Linked DNA regions of Homo sapiens: region 1 is linked to region 2. A link is an interaction called in ENCODE POLR2A ChIA-PET data of the cell type or tissue named here. Cell type or tissue: PC-9. All regions are shown on one strand. Links, peaks and the distances in the headings refer to the core of each region. The heading gives the core; the rest is flanking DNA.

What was found. Peaks named below come from ENCODE experiments on the same cell type or tissue, not always from the same donor. Only the 100,000 strongest peaks of a DNase experiment are listed, where the experiment ranks them.
Region 1: POLR2A ChIA-PET joins it to region 2 with 12 read pairs; 2 of 35 experiments call an interaction of 5 or more read pairs at or near these places.

What each region holds. Positions count from the first base shown.
Region 1 is chr3:38,350,265-38,358,600 of GRCh38, forward strand. All of the region lies in intron 2 of XYLB (xylulokinase), which reads left to right. Among named protein-coding and RNA genes, the nearest start is that of XYLB, 7.6 kb to the left of the region's middle. In PC-9, for the core only: no CTCF peak of the experiment used is centred there; no DNase peak of the experiment used is centred there.
Region 2 is chr3:37,932,807-37,941,142 of GRCh38, forward strand. All of the region lies in intron 1 of CTDSPL (CTD small phosphatase like), which reads left to right. Among named protein-coding and RNA genes, the nearest start is that of MIR26A1, 32 kb to the right of the region's middle. RefSeq lists an enhancer at 2,501-2,645 and a cis regulatory region at 2,567-2,580. In PC-9, for the core only: no CTCF peak of the experiment used is centred there; a DNase peak (open chromatin) is centred at 3,675; H3K27ac peaks cover 4,197 bases.

The DNA of each region.
Region 1 (8,336 bases), core at 173-8,172, 420 kb after region 2:
TTTTTTATTATTGCAGGCCTTGCATGTTTGCCTTTGGGTAGTTGGTATGTTTCAAGGAATTGGTCTTTTCAACTAAGCCATCAAATGTGTGGCCATAGTGTTGTTCATAATATTCCTTTATCCTCCTTATGACATCTGTGGGACCAGTAATGATGATCTCTTGCTGTTGGTCATTTCTGATATTGGTAATTTGTCTTCTCTCTTTTTTTCTTTGGTTATCCTGGCTAGAGGTTTATCAATTGTATTGATCTTTTCAAAGTTCAACTTTTGGTTTTGTTGATTTTCCCCTGTTGTTTTCTTCAAGTTGTGCTCTAATTTTTATTACTTAGTTTCTTCTGCTTGCTTTAGGTTTAAATTGCTCTTTTTTCCCTAGTTTCCTCAAGTGGAAACTTAGAGGATTGATTTAAGACCTTCTTTTCTAATATATGCATTTAATGCTATAAATTTCTCTGTAAACACAAATGCTTTTTATGGGATGCCTTAGCAGCATCCCATACATTTTGATAAGTTATAGTTTCATTTTTTTTCGTTCAAAATATTTTTTAGTTCTCTTGAGACTTCTTTGACTCATGGGTTATTTAGAAGAATGTTTTTAGGCTGGGTACAGTGGCTCACACCTGTAATCCCAGCACTTTGGGAGGCTGAAGCAGGCAGAACACTTAAGGTCCGGAGTTTGAGACCAGCCTGGCCAACATGGTGAAACCCTGTTTCTACTAAAAATACAAAAAAATTAGCTGGACGTGGTGGCAGGCATGGTGACAGGCACCGTGTATGCTGCACGCCTGTAATCCTAGCTAGCTGGGAGGCTGAGGCAGGAGAATTGCTTGAACTGTGGAGAGGGAGGTTTCGGTGAGCCAAGATCGCGCCACTGCACTCCAGCCTGGACAACAGAGGGAGAGCCTGTCTCAAAAAAAAAAAAAAAAAAAAAAAAAAAAGGAAGTCTGGAAGTGTGTTGTTTAATCTCCAGATTTTCCAGTTTTCTGTTATTGATTTCTAGTTTAATTTCATTGTGGTCTGAGAACATACCCTATATGACTTCTAGTCTTTCAAAATTTTAAAATTTCCTCTCCCTCACTCTCTCTTCCACTTAATAAGTCAGTCCTCTCCACTGGACATTTAAAAAAAGGTGTCCATAACCAAAATATGGTATTGCTTTTTTCCATTATATTTTCAAGATATTTTAAACCAGATGCCTATAGATTTAGTTCATTCCTTCCCCATCACCTCAATTGCATTGTGGGTTTTCTTTTTACAACTTTATTAAGGTATAACTGATGTACAATACTGTGCATATTTGGAGTATACAGTTAAAAGCTTTAATATCTGTATTCTTTCATGAAACTATCACCAAAATAAGACAATGAGTATTTCCATGTCCTAAAAATTTCCTCCTGCCTCTTTGCAAGCGATGCCTCCTTCCCCATACCCCTACCCACTGGCAACCGCTGATGTGTTTTCTATCACTAGTTTGTATTTTCTAGAATTTTGTATAGATGGAATCATAATTATGTATGCTTTTTTAAAACCTTTAAAATTTTACATCACAGTTTTGAGATTCATCCATGTTGCTACATGTGGCAATAGTTGGTTCCTATTATTGCCGAGTAGTATTTCATTGTATGATGTTGTATGGATGGACTACAATTGGTTTCACCTGATGAGGGATATTGGGGTTGTTTCTCTTTTCTGTTGTTATAAGCAAAGGGCTATGAGAGTCACATACAAGTCTTTTCGTGGACATATGATTTCATTTTTCTTGGAAATGACATACCAGGAGTACAGTGGCTGAGTTATACGGCAGGTATATGTTTAACTTCTTAAGGAATTCTCTTCCAAAGTGGTGATTTTAAGAAAAAAAATTTTATATTGTTAACAGGCATTACATTGCACTTAATATGTAACTCAATGAAAAGTATACAGTGAAAAGTCTTTTTTTTTCTTTTTTTCTTTCTTTTTTTGAGACAGAGTCTGGCTCTGTCGCGCAGGCTGGAGTGCAGTGGCACGATCTCGGCTCACTGCAAGTTCCGCCTCCCGGGTTGTCCTCCATTAGGAAATGGTACATCTACACAATGGAATACTACACATCTATAAAAAAGAACACAGAAGTTTTTATGTATTGACATGTAAACACAGCCACGTTACTGTGAAGTGAGTAAAGCAAAGTACAGATCAGTGAGTATAGTATGCTTTCTCTTGTATGAAAGGAGGAAAATCAGAATATTCATACCTTCCTATATTTCCATGTAAAAACACTGGAAGGAGCCTGGCACAGTGGCTCAAGCCTGTAATCCTAGCACTTTGGGAGGCTGAAGCGGGTGGATTGCTTGAGTCCAGGAGTTCAAGACCAGCCTAGGCAATATGGTGATACCCTGTCTCTACCACAAAAGTGCAAAAATTAGTCATGTGTGGTGGCGTGCACCTCTAGTCCCAGCTACACAGGAGGCTGAGGTGGGAGGATCACTTGAGTCCAGAAGGTGGAGGATACAATGAGCCAAGATCATACCACTGTACTCCAGTTTGAGGGACAGAGCCATACCTTGTCTAAAAAGTAAAAAAAAAAACTAGAAGGATACACAACAAATTAAAGTCATCTGTAGAGAAGGGACGGAGAGGAGAGATGAGCTCACAGGTGGGATTAAGACTTTTCACTGTTATATGGGGTTTCACCATGTTAGCCAGGATGGTCTCGATCTCCCAACCTCGTGATCTGCCTGCCTCAGCCTCCCAAAGTGCTGAGATTACAGGCGTGAGCCACCACACCTGGCCAAGTTGTCGCTATTATTGCCACGCACAGATATTTATGTCATTGAATTTCCCAGTCTCTTTTATTGCTTCTAGATTTTGAGTCATAGTTCAAAAGGCCTTCCTCACTCCAAAATTATGAAGGAACTCACCTATGTTTTTATCTAGTTCTTGTAAGATTTCAGCTTTCTTACATAAAAATATTTGGAGTTTATCCAGGTACGTAGTATGACATTTGTATCCAACTTTAATTTTTCCCAGATGATTCTTCAGTTGTTGTAACACCAACCATGTTTTTATTTAATTTATTTTTTTTATTTGAGACAGGAGCTGGCTGTCACCCAAGCTGGAGTGCAGTGGTGTGATTCAGCTCACTGCTATCTATGCCTCCCGGGCTCAAGCAATCCTCCCTCCTTAGCCTCCCAAGTAGCTGGAACCACAGGTGCGCCCCTACCATGACCAGCTAATTTTTTTGTATTTTTTTTGTAGAGATGGGGTCTCACTCTGTTGCCCAGGCTGGTCTCGAACTCCTGGGCTCAAGCAGTCCACCCACCTCTGCCTCCTAAAGTGCTGAGATTACAGGCGTGAACCACCACACCCAGCCTCAACCGGGTTTTTAGAAGCCCATCTTTACCTTTAAGAGGCTGAGGTGGGCGGATTACCTGAGGTCAGGAGTTCAAGACCAGCCTGGCTAACATGGTGAAACCCTGTCTGTACTGAAAATACAAAAATTAGCTGAGCATGGTGGTGGGTGCCTGTAGTCTCAGCTACTTGGGAGGCTGAGGCAGGAGAATCACCTGAACCTGGGAGGCAGAGGTTGCAGTGAGCTGAGATTGTGCCACTGCATTCCAGCCTGGGTGACAAAGTGAGACTCCATATAAAAAAAAAAAAAAAAAGAAGTCCATCTTTACCTCCATGATTTGAGATGTGAGGCTTATCATGTGCTACTTTCTGTGTTCACTTAGGTCCATTTTTGGGCTTTTGTTTTTGTTCCATGGTTTGGTAGATCTGTTCATAAGCCAGTAACACATTGTTTCAATTATCCCAGCTCTGTAATATGTTTGTTTGTTTGTTTATTTACTTTTGAGTTGGAGTCTCGCTCTGTCGCCCAGGCTGGAGTGCAGTGGCATGATCTCGGCTCACTGCAACCTCTGCCTCCTGGGTTCAAGTGATTCTTCTGCCTCAGCCTCCTGAGTAATTGGGATTACAGGCGCCCGCCACTGGCTAATTTTTGTATTTTTAGTAGAGATGGGTTTTTGCCATGTTGGCCAGGTTGGTCTCTAACTCCTGACCTCAGGTGATCCGCCTGCCTTGGCCTCCTGAAGTGCTGGGATTACAGGTGTGAGCCATTGCACCCGGCCTGTAATATGTTTTAATATCTAGAATTGTTGGTCCCCTCTGTTTGTTTTTTTTTCCAGAGTTTCCATGGCTATTCTTGTTCTTTTTCAATATGTACTTCAGAATCAGCTTTTCAGGTTCCAGAAAGCCAAATTGTTAATTTTTTTTTTTTTTTGGACATGGAGTCTAGCTCTGGAGCCCAGGTTGAAGTGCAGTGGTGTGTTCTCTGCTCACTGCAACCTCCACCTCCTGGGTTCAAGCAATTCTCCTGTCTCAGCCTCCCAAGTAGCTGGGACTACAGGCACATACCACTACACTTGGCTAATTTTTGAGTTTTTAGTGGAGACAGGGTTTCACCATAATTGGTCAGGCTGGTCTGGAACTCCTGACCTCAGGTGATCCACCCACCTCGGCCTCCCAGGGTGCTGGGATTACAGGCGTGAGCCACCACACCCAGCCTGTTGTTAATATTTTTATTGAGATCATATTATCTTTATAAATTAACTTGGCAGAATTGACAACTTTATGAGATTAAGTCTTCCTGTCTAAGCACACGTTATGACTTTCCATTTGTTCAAGTCTTCTTTTGAATACTTCACATGTGTTTTAATATGTTTAACATACAGCTTTTGCTCACTTTGGTAGATTGCACAAATGACCACAATACTCCACCCATCCCTGTACCCACACCCTTTGCAATGTGACTGTAATTCCTCCCATCAAGGAGTCGTTTCCCTACCTGTTGATTTGCTTTATCCAGTAGAACAGGGGAAGTGGCATTGTGCCAGTTCTAAGCCTAAGCCTCAAGCAGCCTTATGTGCTTCTGCTGTCATTCTTGGAACTCTGCCTAGCCACCAAATGAACAAGCTCAGGCTATACTGCTGGAGAGTTGGACATATGTGGCCTAGTTGCCCCAACTTCTTCCCCTAAGAGCCAGCCAGCCCCTAGCTACTGTTAGCTACCTATGAAGCAGAGCCTTCTAGCTACCGTTAACTGACTGCAGATGTATGAGTGAGCCCAGCTGAGCCCCATCCAATGATAGCAAGTAGAATTGTGAGCTTAATGGTTTTGAGCCACTAAGTTTTGAAGTGGTTTGTGACAATGCAGAAATTACCCAATGTAGATAATTATTTTTAAGTTTATTTCTAACTTTTTTATCCTTTTACTACTGTAAGTGGGGAAGGGAGGTTTCTAGCAGAAACTTATCAGCTGTCTTCCAAACTCATTTCCCTTTCTTCCTAGGCACTCTCCTGCCTTCCTTGTAGTTATGTTCAGCCATGTGACTGAGTTCTAGCCAGTGGAATATAAGAAAATGTGATCAGGCCTCTAAAAGACCTAGTCCATCAAAACCTCCTTCTCTGACTTTTCTCCCATTTTTGGCTGATGTGGGTGTCCAGAGCAACCTTGGAAGCACATGTGGAACATGACAGAGCCACCATCAACCTGGTTCCTGAATGACTGCATGGAGCAGAACTCCCCACTCCCCACTCATGTTCCTAACCACCTACTGATTGTGCTTTACATGAGGAGAAAGAAACTTCAGCTGTATCAAGCCATAGAAATGTGTTTTTCCTTAACTAATATAATTTTTTCCCTCATATCCTTTTTTTAAAGAAAATACTGGGGCCAGGTGTGGTCGCTCACGCCTGTAATCCCAGCACTTTGGGATTACAGAGGCGGGCACATCACGAGGTCAGGAGATCGAGACCATCCTGGCTAATGCAGTGAAACCCCGTCTCTACTAAAAATACAAAAATTTAGCCAGGCTTGGTGCCGGGCGCCTGTAGTCCCAGCTACTCGGGAGGCTGAGGCAGGAGAATGGCGTGAACCTGGGAGGCAGAGTTTGTAGTGAGCCGAGATAATGCCACTGCACTCCAGCCTGGGTGACAGAGCAAGACTCTGTCTCAAAAAAAAAAAAAAAAGAAAGAGAAAATACTGTTTCTATTGAAATGTAATTCACATACCATAAAATTCACCTTTTAAAATGTACAATTTGATGGTTTTAGTATATTCAAAGAACAATATCACTATCACCACTATGTAATCTTAGAACATTTTCACCACCTGGAAAGGAAACCCTGTATTAATTAGCATCCACTGTATAGTCCCCCTCCTGCCAGTAGTGGCAACCACAATCAACTCTCTATCTCTGGATTTGCTGATTCTGGACATTTCGTAGACATGAATATATATAATATGTGACAGCCTTCTTTTACTTAGCATAATGCTTTCTTTTTAAAAAATTTTCATAGCTTTTTGTTTATTTCAAATACCAACTTGAACCAGATACCTGGCATAATGTTTTCAAAGTTCATCCATGTCATAGCGTGTGTCAGTACTTCATTCCTTTTTGTGGTTCAGTAATATTCCATTGCATTGATATATCAGAGTTTGTTTTTCCATTCAACTTTTAGACATTTGAGTTGTTCTGCTTTTTTGCTATTGTGAGTTATTCTGCTATGAACATCCACATATGTTATGGATTGAATTGTGGCCCCCCAGAATTCATATGTTGGAAGCCTACCCTCATCATGACAGTATATTTGGAGGTGAGGCCTTTAGGTAGATAATTAAGGTTAAATGAGGTTGTAAGGGTGGGGCTCTAATTTGATAGGACCTGTTTCCTTATAAGAAGGAGAGACACCAGTGCTATCCCACTTCATGCGCAGATGCACAGAGGAAAGGCCTTGTGAGAAGGCGGCTGTCTGCAAGCTGGAAAGAGAGCCCTAACCAGAAACTGAATTTGCTGGCACCTTAATTGTGGACTTCTAGCCTCCAGAACTGTGAGAAAATAAATGCCTGTTGTTTAAACCATCTAGTTTATGGTATTTTGTTATAGCAACCTGAGCAAACTAATACAATGTATACGTTTTTGTGTGGACATATATTTTCATTTCTATTGGGTATATTACCTAAAATTGGAATTGCGGGGTCACATGGTAACTCTGTGTTCAACATTTTGAAGAATTGCCAAACTGTTTTCCAAAGTGGCTGTACTATTTTCCATTCCCACCAGTGGTAGATGGTGCCTCTAGTTTCTCTACATCCTTTTTTTTTTTTGAGATGGAGTCTTGCTCTGTCACCCAGGCTGGAGTGCAGTGGCGTGATCTCGGCTCACTGCAAGCTCCACCTCCTGGGTTCATGCCATTCTCCTGTCTCAGCCTCCCTAGTAGCTGGAACTACAGGCACCCGCCACCACGCCTGGCTAATTTTTTGTATTTTTAGTAGAGATGGGGTTTCACCGTGTTAGCCAGGATGGTCTCGATCTCCTGACCTTGTGATCCGCCCGCCTCGGCCTCCCAAAGTGCTGGGATTACAGGCGTGAGCCACCGCATCCTTGCTTAACATTTATTATTGACTGTCTTTTTAATTACAGACGGCAGCCATCCTAGTGGATGTGAAATGCAATCTCACTGTGCTTTTGATTTGCATTTATCTAATGATAATAATGATGTTGAGTATCTTTGCCATTTGTGTATCTTCTTTAGAGAAATGTCTATTAAGATCTTTTGCCCTTTTTTAAAAAAAAACTGTGTTATTTCTCTTTTATTATTGAGTTGTAAAAGTTTTTTTTAATGTATATTCTGGAAACAAGTCCCTTGTTAGATATGTGATCTCAAAATTTTTGTCCCATTCTGTGGGTTGTCTTTTCACTTTCTTGATGATCCTTTGAAGCAATGTTTTTAATTTTGATAAAGTCTAATCTTCCTACTTTTTTCCTTTTGCTATTTGTGCTTTGGTGCAGTATTGGTTAGGTTTTGGTATCAATTTTATATTTACTTCACTAAAATAATTGGAAAAATTTTCCTTCTTTTCAGGTGCTCTAGAACAATTTAAATAGTATTAGAAATATTTGCTATTTAAAAGTTTGGTATAATTTTTCTGTCAAACCATTTGGGCCTGGTGCTTTTGGGGCATGGGGTGGCTCTGGTCTTCCTTCTTAGCTGGAAATGCCAGTTTTGTTTTGTGTGTGTGTGTGTGTGTGTGTGTGTGTGTGTGTGTGTGTGTGTGTGTTTGAGACAGAGCCTTGCTCTGTTGCACCCAGGCTGGAGTGCAGTGGCAAGATCTCAGCTCATTGCATCCTCCGCCTCCTGGGTTCAAACAATTCTCCCACCTTAGTCTCCCAAGTAGCTGGGATTACAGGTGCCCTCCACCATGCCTGGCTAATTTTTGTATTTTTGTAGAGATGGGGTTTCACCATATTGGCCAGGTTGGTCTTGAACTCCCGACTTCAGGTGATCTGCCTGCCTTGGCCT
Region 2 (8,336 bases), core at 23-8,022:
ATTACATGTCTAGAAATTTCTTCTAAGGGGATAATCTGACATGGACATAAAGATTATGTGCACTGGCTGGGCGCAGTGGCTCACGCCTGTAATCCCAGCATCTTGGGAGGCCGAGGCATGTGGATTAGTTGAGGTCAGGAGTTCGAGACCAGCCTGGCCAACATGGTGAAACCCTGTCTCTACTAAAAATACAAAAATTAGCCAGGCATGGTGGTGGGCACGTGTAATCCCAGCTACTCAGGAGACTGAGGCAGGAGAATCGCTTGAACCTGGGAGGTGGAGGTTGTGGTGAGTCAAGACCGCTCCACTACACTCCAGCCTGGGTAACAGAGCAAGACACTCTGTCTCAAGAAAAAAAAAAAAAAAAAAGATTATGTTCACTGATGCTCAGTGCAGTATTATTTTTGGAGTTTAAAATAATGCATGATACAGAATTATTATTTTAATACATGATATAAAATTCAAAAGATACAAAAGGGATTAGAGGGAAAAATCATTCTCCTCTCCCTTCCAGTTCTGTCTTCTATTTTCCCGATTTCTCTCCCAGGGGACAACCAGTTAGTTATAAATATTTCCAGAGATACTCTTTACCCATATAAGATTGTACATATACATGTGTTTTAAAATTTTATTTAATTTTGTATTTAGAGGTTAATGGTAGCATGCTACATGGACCTAGCAAGCTACTGTATGCACCTTGCTTTTCTCATTTACTGTCTCTTGGAGTATGCTCCATTCTCAGTAGGCAATATAGTGCAGAGATTGAGAGCACAGACCACTGGGTTTGAACAAACTCCACTCTTTACTAGCTAAGTCATCTTGGGCAAGTTTTCTAACTTCTCTGGGCCTTAAGTTCTTCATCTATAAAATGGATATAATAGTCCCTACCTCATAGGCATAGAATGACTGTAAGTATTAAATGAGTCAAGATACATGAAGTATATAGAGCTTGGCACATTTTACATAATTATTAACTATTACGAATACATATGGAGCTGCATCCTTCTTTTTAACACCTGTATAATATTCTACACTGGATGTATTATATATTTTATTTTGTCTGACCAGTCTCATATTGATGGACAACTAGATTGTTCCTAGTATTACTGTTGCAAACAAATTGCAGCATTTGCTGTGATGTATATTTTTAAAGGAAACAACATAAATGTCCAAAGTTAGTTTAATTATGGCACAGTATATGTCCATATGATGGAATAAATCAGAATAAGATTGTAGCTAGGTGTGGTGCTCAGGTCTGTTATCCCAATATTTTGGGAACCCAAAGTGGGAGTACTTCTTGAAGCCAGGAGTTAGAAAACAGTCTGGGCAACATATGGAAACCCTCTCTCTACAAAAAAAAAATTCAAAATATTAGCCAGGAACAGTGTCATATGCCTGTAGTCCCAGCTATTCAGGAGGCTGAGGTGAGAAGATGGCTTGAGCCCAGGAAGTCAAGACTACAGTGAGCCATGATTGCACCACACACTCCAGCCTGGGCAACAGAGCGAGACCCTCTCTCTTAAAAAAAAAAAAGAAAGAAAGAAAGAAAAGATGGTACAATGATATCTCATGATATGTGAAAATGTTTACATTTTATTAAGTAGAAACAAACACTTTTGAATTCTTACTAGATTTTTCCCATAATAAACATGATATAGATTGTACGAATTTAGAAATAATAGAAAAGTATAATCACCTTAGCCCCGTGATCCAGAAATAGCCACACTCAACATGTTGGTATATTTTACATAATCTCTCCTTCTGAAAACTTACACTAATTATTTTATGGGAAGCAAGAGTTACCATCTTTGCTAAAAGTAGCAGGGAGCTGTGAATTGGGTTCCCCAAATAGGGGGTTGGCCATATGTGGATGGCGTAGGTTAAAACTACTTGGAGGAGGGAGGCTTGCAGTAGACAAGAGGGATTCCTGGGAAAGTGGCGCTCTTTGAGCTATCTCTGGAAGGATAACAGGAGCTATTCCTTTTGAATATATCAGTCATTCTCATTGTTCTGTGTTTCCGTCCATATAGTCATTCACTCAGTAAACATCTATTATTAGAGGCCTATTTTATACCAACGTGTTTCTAGGTCCTAGGGGACTCAGATATGAACAAGATAGGTAAGGTCCCTGTACCCCTGGAGCCTACCCTCCAGAGCTTGTACAGACATTCATTACCGACTTACAGACATAGGGTATGTGTGCATGTGCCTGAGATGCTTCATCTCATACTGACCACAGACACTTCCCCGCATGTCTTCATAATGATCATCTCTTGTGGCTACACAGTGTTCCCTCCAGTTGCTATGTGCTGATTTTATTAACTATTCCTACTCTGTTGGACATTCATATTGTTTGCATGAATACTTCATAGTCTTTGGCACGTTACTCAACTGCTTTTCAAGTGAATTGTCCCAGTTTACAGAGCAACCAGCAACATGTGAGTGAATGGGCCTGTGCCATGAAAATCTCACCACCATCGTCTATATGTTTTTATCATTTCTATTCATTTAATAGGTTAAAAAAAAAACGGGGCCTTGTTGTTTAAACTTCTTTTATTTGATTATTGTTAAATTTTAACCTTTACTTCCTCTTAAGTGCATTATCTGTTCACATCCTTTGTTCTGTTACTTATTTTGGCTCTAAATGTTATAAACAGACTCTGTGCAGTGATGGCTAAGGGCTCAGATTCTAGACTCATACAAATCTGGTTTATGTCCAGCCCTGCTACTTAGAAGCTATGTGACCTTGGTCACAGGGGTTTAGGGAAGTGCTGAGGCAAGGAAGGGCATTTCCAGCAGAGGAGCTCTTCTGAGAAGCAGAATTAGTGAGAGGTTGGTGGCCTGGGTACATTTAAGGTGTGGTGGGACCTTGTCTGGCATCATCTAATAAGGCTACCAGGAGTATTATGGGTTTGTTCTGGAGTAGTTTTCAAACGTGGCATTTGGAGTGAAGGCAGGCAGCATTGGGCCTCAGATTCAGAGTTTCTCTATGGAAATTAGATCAAAACCTACAAGAGTCCCAGGGAAAGGTAGGGAGGGGCAAGTGGGAAAGCTGGGAGCCCTGGAGTCAGGTTGTTCTGGCTTTGAACCCCAGCAATCCCGATGCATAGTTGAGAATAGGTACTTTGAGTCTCTGTTTTCTCATCGGAAAATGGGTTGGTCATGTCAGTATTGCATACTGTGAAGACCAGAAACGATTTATGTCAGGGGCTTTGCACACACAAATAAGGCACTCAACAAATGTGGGTTGTTATGAACCCACAGTGGATGGGGAAACACATCTGCCTTTGTGGAAGATGAGAGCAGAATCCCTCCTGACCATTGTTAAGCCATCAGCCTTGCTCCTTCCCTTGGTTTGTCACTGCTGGAGGGACTACTGCCAGTACTGCAGTGGGAAAATGAGCTTTCAAAGGTACGTTTCTTTTATAGAGTGTCCGGTAGGAATTCCCTGGGGACATTTATCTCATGGAAATAGGAGAAGGACTGACTGGGTATCTCAAAAGGTGACTCTTAGTGACTGAGTCTCTTTTCTAGAAGAAAAGGATGTTTGGATTCTCAGCAGCCACATCTGCTTTTGAACTCTGTGCGGTTTGTGCCCTGGCCTCTTACCACTCCCAACACTCCCCCTTTTATTCAAACAGAGGACAGTTGTGTTTGTTGACCACTCTTTCAGGGTGGGAAAGGAATGTAATGTATGCATAGACTGCCCAGAATTTCCTGTTAGACACCCATTCCAAACCACGGCCCTGGGATGCATTCCAGAGATTACGGCCCAATTCTCAAAGAGAAGAAATGGCGCATTCATTTAAATGTCCCTGGCCTTCAGAAAGAGTTCCTCCTCTCCCCAGTTAAAAAAAAAAAAAAAAAAAAAAAAGGTGTTTAGCTTATTCCGTAATAATGTAGTTGTGAATTCAACTCTATGATTTCTTTAAGGTTGTAATGGCTCTGACCTTCCCACATGTGAAGAAATAGCCTTCACTTGGGCAATTTCAGTGTTCAGTTTTGTAGCATTAACAGCATTGATGTCCCCACTGATGCTTGGTACAGAGCATATGTTTAATGTTCTGCTATAAATACTTGAACAATGTAAATCTGCGATGGATTACCTTCTTAGTTCTGCTCTTGTGATGAGAAAGAAGCTAGTTTGAGGGCAGGCTTTTGGTGCTTTGAATCATTAGCAGTACATTTGGTGTGTTGTCAGAGAAAACCAGACCTGGGCAGTAGTTAAAGCAGCAAAAGCAGATTTTATTGAAAACTGTTGCAGTAGAAGGAAAGAGACATCAGTCCAAAACCAGGCTCAATTCTGAATACAGCATGGACAAGTGAGTACTCACAGCCAAGGAGTAGGATGGGAGTCAGTGGATAGAAAACTGCTAAGAAGAAACATCAGAGGTAGGGGGGCTTGTGGCTTATCTGACTGCTATGGTTTAGACGTGGTTTGTCCCCACCAAAGCTCATATTGGGGTGCCGTTGCCATTGTAGTGGTGTTGGGAGGTGGAACCTAATGGGAGCTGTCTGAGTCCCAGGGACAGATCCCTCATGAGTAAGTAAATACCATCTGGCCTGAGTGAGTTCTTGCTCTTATGGGACTGGATTAGTTACCTTGAGAGTAGGTTGTTATAAAGAAAGGCTCCTCCTCACGTTTGCCCTCCCTCCTTCTATGCATACCCCCTCCACTTTGTGCTTTCCACCATAAGTTGAAGCAGCGCGAGACCCTCGCCAGCTGGGCTACCCAGTCTTGGACTTTTCAACCTCCAGAATTGTGAGCCAAATAAACTTCTTTTCTTTATAAATTACCCAGTTTCAAGTATTCTGTTACACCAGTGCTAAATGGAATGAGGCACTGAACTAACAGGATTCTTGATGAAGACAAGCCAGGGTAGATCAGTCATCACCTGGGAGATGGTGGAGGGTGAGGAAACCAATTATGTATCAAGAGCAGTCAGATATGGAGGATGGAGGATTCTTGCTAAACTGATTTAGCAGGGATGTTGCTAAATTTGGATTTTACAAGGAAGTATGCAGGTGGACCTAGGAGTTTAGGAGTCTGACTGAAGTTTGGTCAAGCAAAGAATCTTTGTCAGTGTTAAGTCAGTTTTCTTCTGAAAATTTTATCATGCTGGGTCTTCAGGGATCCGGCCCCTGTGCCAGCACATTTATATTGTGAGAGGCTGGCTCGGCACCATAGAAATGAAAGGCAAGCCTTTGTTTTCTGTAGCTACCAAGTTGTAGTTTCTTCACTTGAGGAGAAACTTGAATGTTGAGGGATGGATTCATAGTGAGTAGCAAACATTTCCACCTACATTCCAGCTACTCTGATCTTGTCCTGAACTCCTTTGATTGTGTAGAGGTGTGTGGGGTGCTGGGAGTTTTAGGTCAGATCACAGATAGGAGAGATGGAAGCTGTGTATGGGTGTGGGTGGGTATGCTCAGGAATGTGAGTATGTGAAGCTCTGAATCGGTGCAGACCTCAGAGGTTTGGGTCCTGAAGCCAGGGGTTAAGGATGGTTCCAAAGCCTCCCCCGTCTTGAATCTAAACCAGATCAGAATGAAAGAATTATAAAAAGTCACTGGTTATATGGCATGGGCAGATATCACACTAATTAAGAAATGCTGGCTATTTGGGGTCAACATTTCAACTTCTGGATACTGAAGGGAACCAGTTAGGTCAGGAAGTACAAGAGAAATGCACCCTCAGCCTATGATATGAGCTGGATGTGGACCCAGTTGTGCCTCCATCTGTTGGCATAAACATAAACATCTGTTGGGTAGCTCTTTAGACCAGTCTTCTTGGGCCACTGAAGGACCAAGCCCCACTGTCAGCTTCAGTGGACTTTGCCCTGAACATTTCATGTTTTTTGTTTTTTTGTGGGTTTTTTTTTTGTTTTTTTTGAAATGGAGTCTTGCTCTGTTGCCCAGGCTGGAGTGCAGTGGCGTGATCTCGGCTCACTGCAACCTCCGCCTCCTGGGTTCAAACGATTCTCCTCCCTCAGCCTCCCGAGTAGCTGGGACTACAGATGCATGCCACCATTTCATGTTTTTAATTACAACACTTTCTTTCTAACCATATTTAATATGAGATTTCATAGAAAAGACCTGAGTCCTAAGGTTTGTTTTAAGCCCCACATGTGGAGCTGCTTTTTTGTTTGTTTAGTTTCTATCATCATTACTGTTATTATTATACAGAGAAAACTTTACTGGATAGGAGGTAAAGTTTTAAAGAGCTACTTAATGTTCTAAGTTTAGACTTCACATAACCAAAAACAAAATGGATCTGCCTACATGTTTTTTCATAAAGCCAGGCTGTTTTTGTGAGGACCGTTGTCTGGATACAAGCTAAATTCTCCATGTTCACAGTGAGACCCTGCACTGTACCTAAACCAGTCACAATTTTTTGTTATGTTTGAAGCTGCTGGTAGATTTTCTCTCTTACACAAACATACATGTTTTCACTGTGCCCATACAATAGTCCTGTGGGGTAGGGATTATCATTCCTGTATTATTGTTGCTACGGAGGTAGGTGAGGTCACACGGGCTAACAAGTGGCAGGGCTGGGACTTGAACCTAAATGTAATTCCAAAGCCTGTGTTCTTTCCATGTAACTTATATTTAAAGTCAATTTCTGAATAAAAAATTTCACTCTAGGCTCTTAAATGGCAACCTGTGTAATTTGCAGATATCCTGGATCTTGGCTGCATTGGTCATAATTTAAAGTTTAAACTCAGTAGTTTTAATTACAGAGCTAAGACAGTGACATTCATGGTACAAATCTGATCCCGTCACTCCCCTTTTCCATAACATCAAATCCAAACTCATCTCCATGGCTTGCAAGGCCCTTGCTGTCATTACTCCTATCTCATACTCCTTGCTACTCCTTTGATTTCTTAAATGTTTTGTGCTTTCTCTCACACCAGGCCTTTTACACATTGCTGTTTCACCTGCTCCTCCCACCACAAAAAAATTAATGAAACTTTCAGCCCAGCTTCTTTCAAGAAGGCATTTCTGGGCTGGGCACGGTGGTTCACGCCTATAATCCCCGCACTTTGGAAGGCCAAGGCAGATGGATCACAAGGTCAGGAGTTCAAGACCAGCCTGGCCAATATGGTGAAACCCCGTCTCTACTAAAAATACAAAAATTAGCCGGGCTTGGTGGCAGGCGCCTGTAGTCCCAGCTACTCAGGAGGGTGAGGCAGGAGAATCACTTGAACCCGGGAGGCAGAGGTTGCAGTGTGCCGAGATCGCACCACTGTACTCTAGCCTGGGTGACAGAGCAAGACTCCGTCTCAAAAAAAAAAGCTATTTCTATACCCCTCGCTACTCATAGTCCCCAGTCTGGGCTATGTGCTCTTCTTTGGGCACCAAGAGTGCTCTGCACTTTCCCATCCTAACAAGACTCATTGTATACCAGAAGTACATATTCAAATGTCTCTCCTGCTAGATGTGGGCTTCATGAGGTCTGACCCCTGCCTATGTTGTTGGTCAATGCTTCTGTACCACCTAGCATCAGAGCTTACATTTTGAGAGACAATCCTTTCCATTTCAAATCACATAAACCCAATTATATTGGCTTAGGAGCAAAAGAGAATTTGTTTACTTACATAACTGAAAATTCCAGAAGGGTCTGGTTTTAATAAAACCAAGTCCTCAGACAGTGTCGTCAGAAATCTGTCCTTCTTTGTAACCCAGCTCCTTTTTTCTCAGTTTTGGCTTCATGCTCAGGTAGGTATTTCTTACGAGGTGCAAAGATGACTACCAATTGCTCCAGGCTTACATCCTGCCATGTTAAGAAACCCAGCAAAAGGCAAATATCCCTTCCAATAGGGCTTGCATGAATCCTTGCAGAGTCTTTGGTCCAGGGTGGGTCACGTGCCCATCCCTAAGCCAGTCATGTGGCTCAGATTGGCCAGCCCTTGATAAAGGACAGAACATTGGTAGGGTGAGAGTGGTTCCCCAGAGGAAAATAGAGGAACTTTTACCAGAAAGAAGGGTAATGGATTCTGGCAGGCAAAAAATGTCAGATGTCCACTACACTCCCCATCTGTAACTGGTGCTTTGAAGATACGGGTTCTTGCTGCTGGGCCAGCACTCTGCCTAGAAGACCAGGGAAGCATTTGGAAGGCTTCCTGTCTTGTCTTTAGAGAGGAAGGCAGTTGTCTATATGTGTACTTTAAGCTGCCCCATTCATAGACCCTCTGTAAGCCTATTGCTGGCAGATAGGAGGTCCCCAGCCCATGGGAGGGGCAAGGGAGAAATGTGTATGAGTGGGAAACAGGGTCTTAATTTGCTGGGCTGCAGTGACACCAGGGCCAGGGGCCTAGGCAGAAGCATTAGCTCTA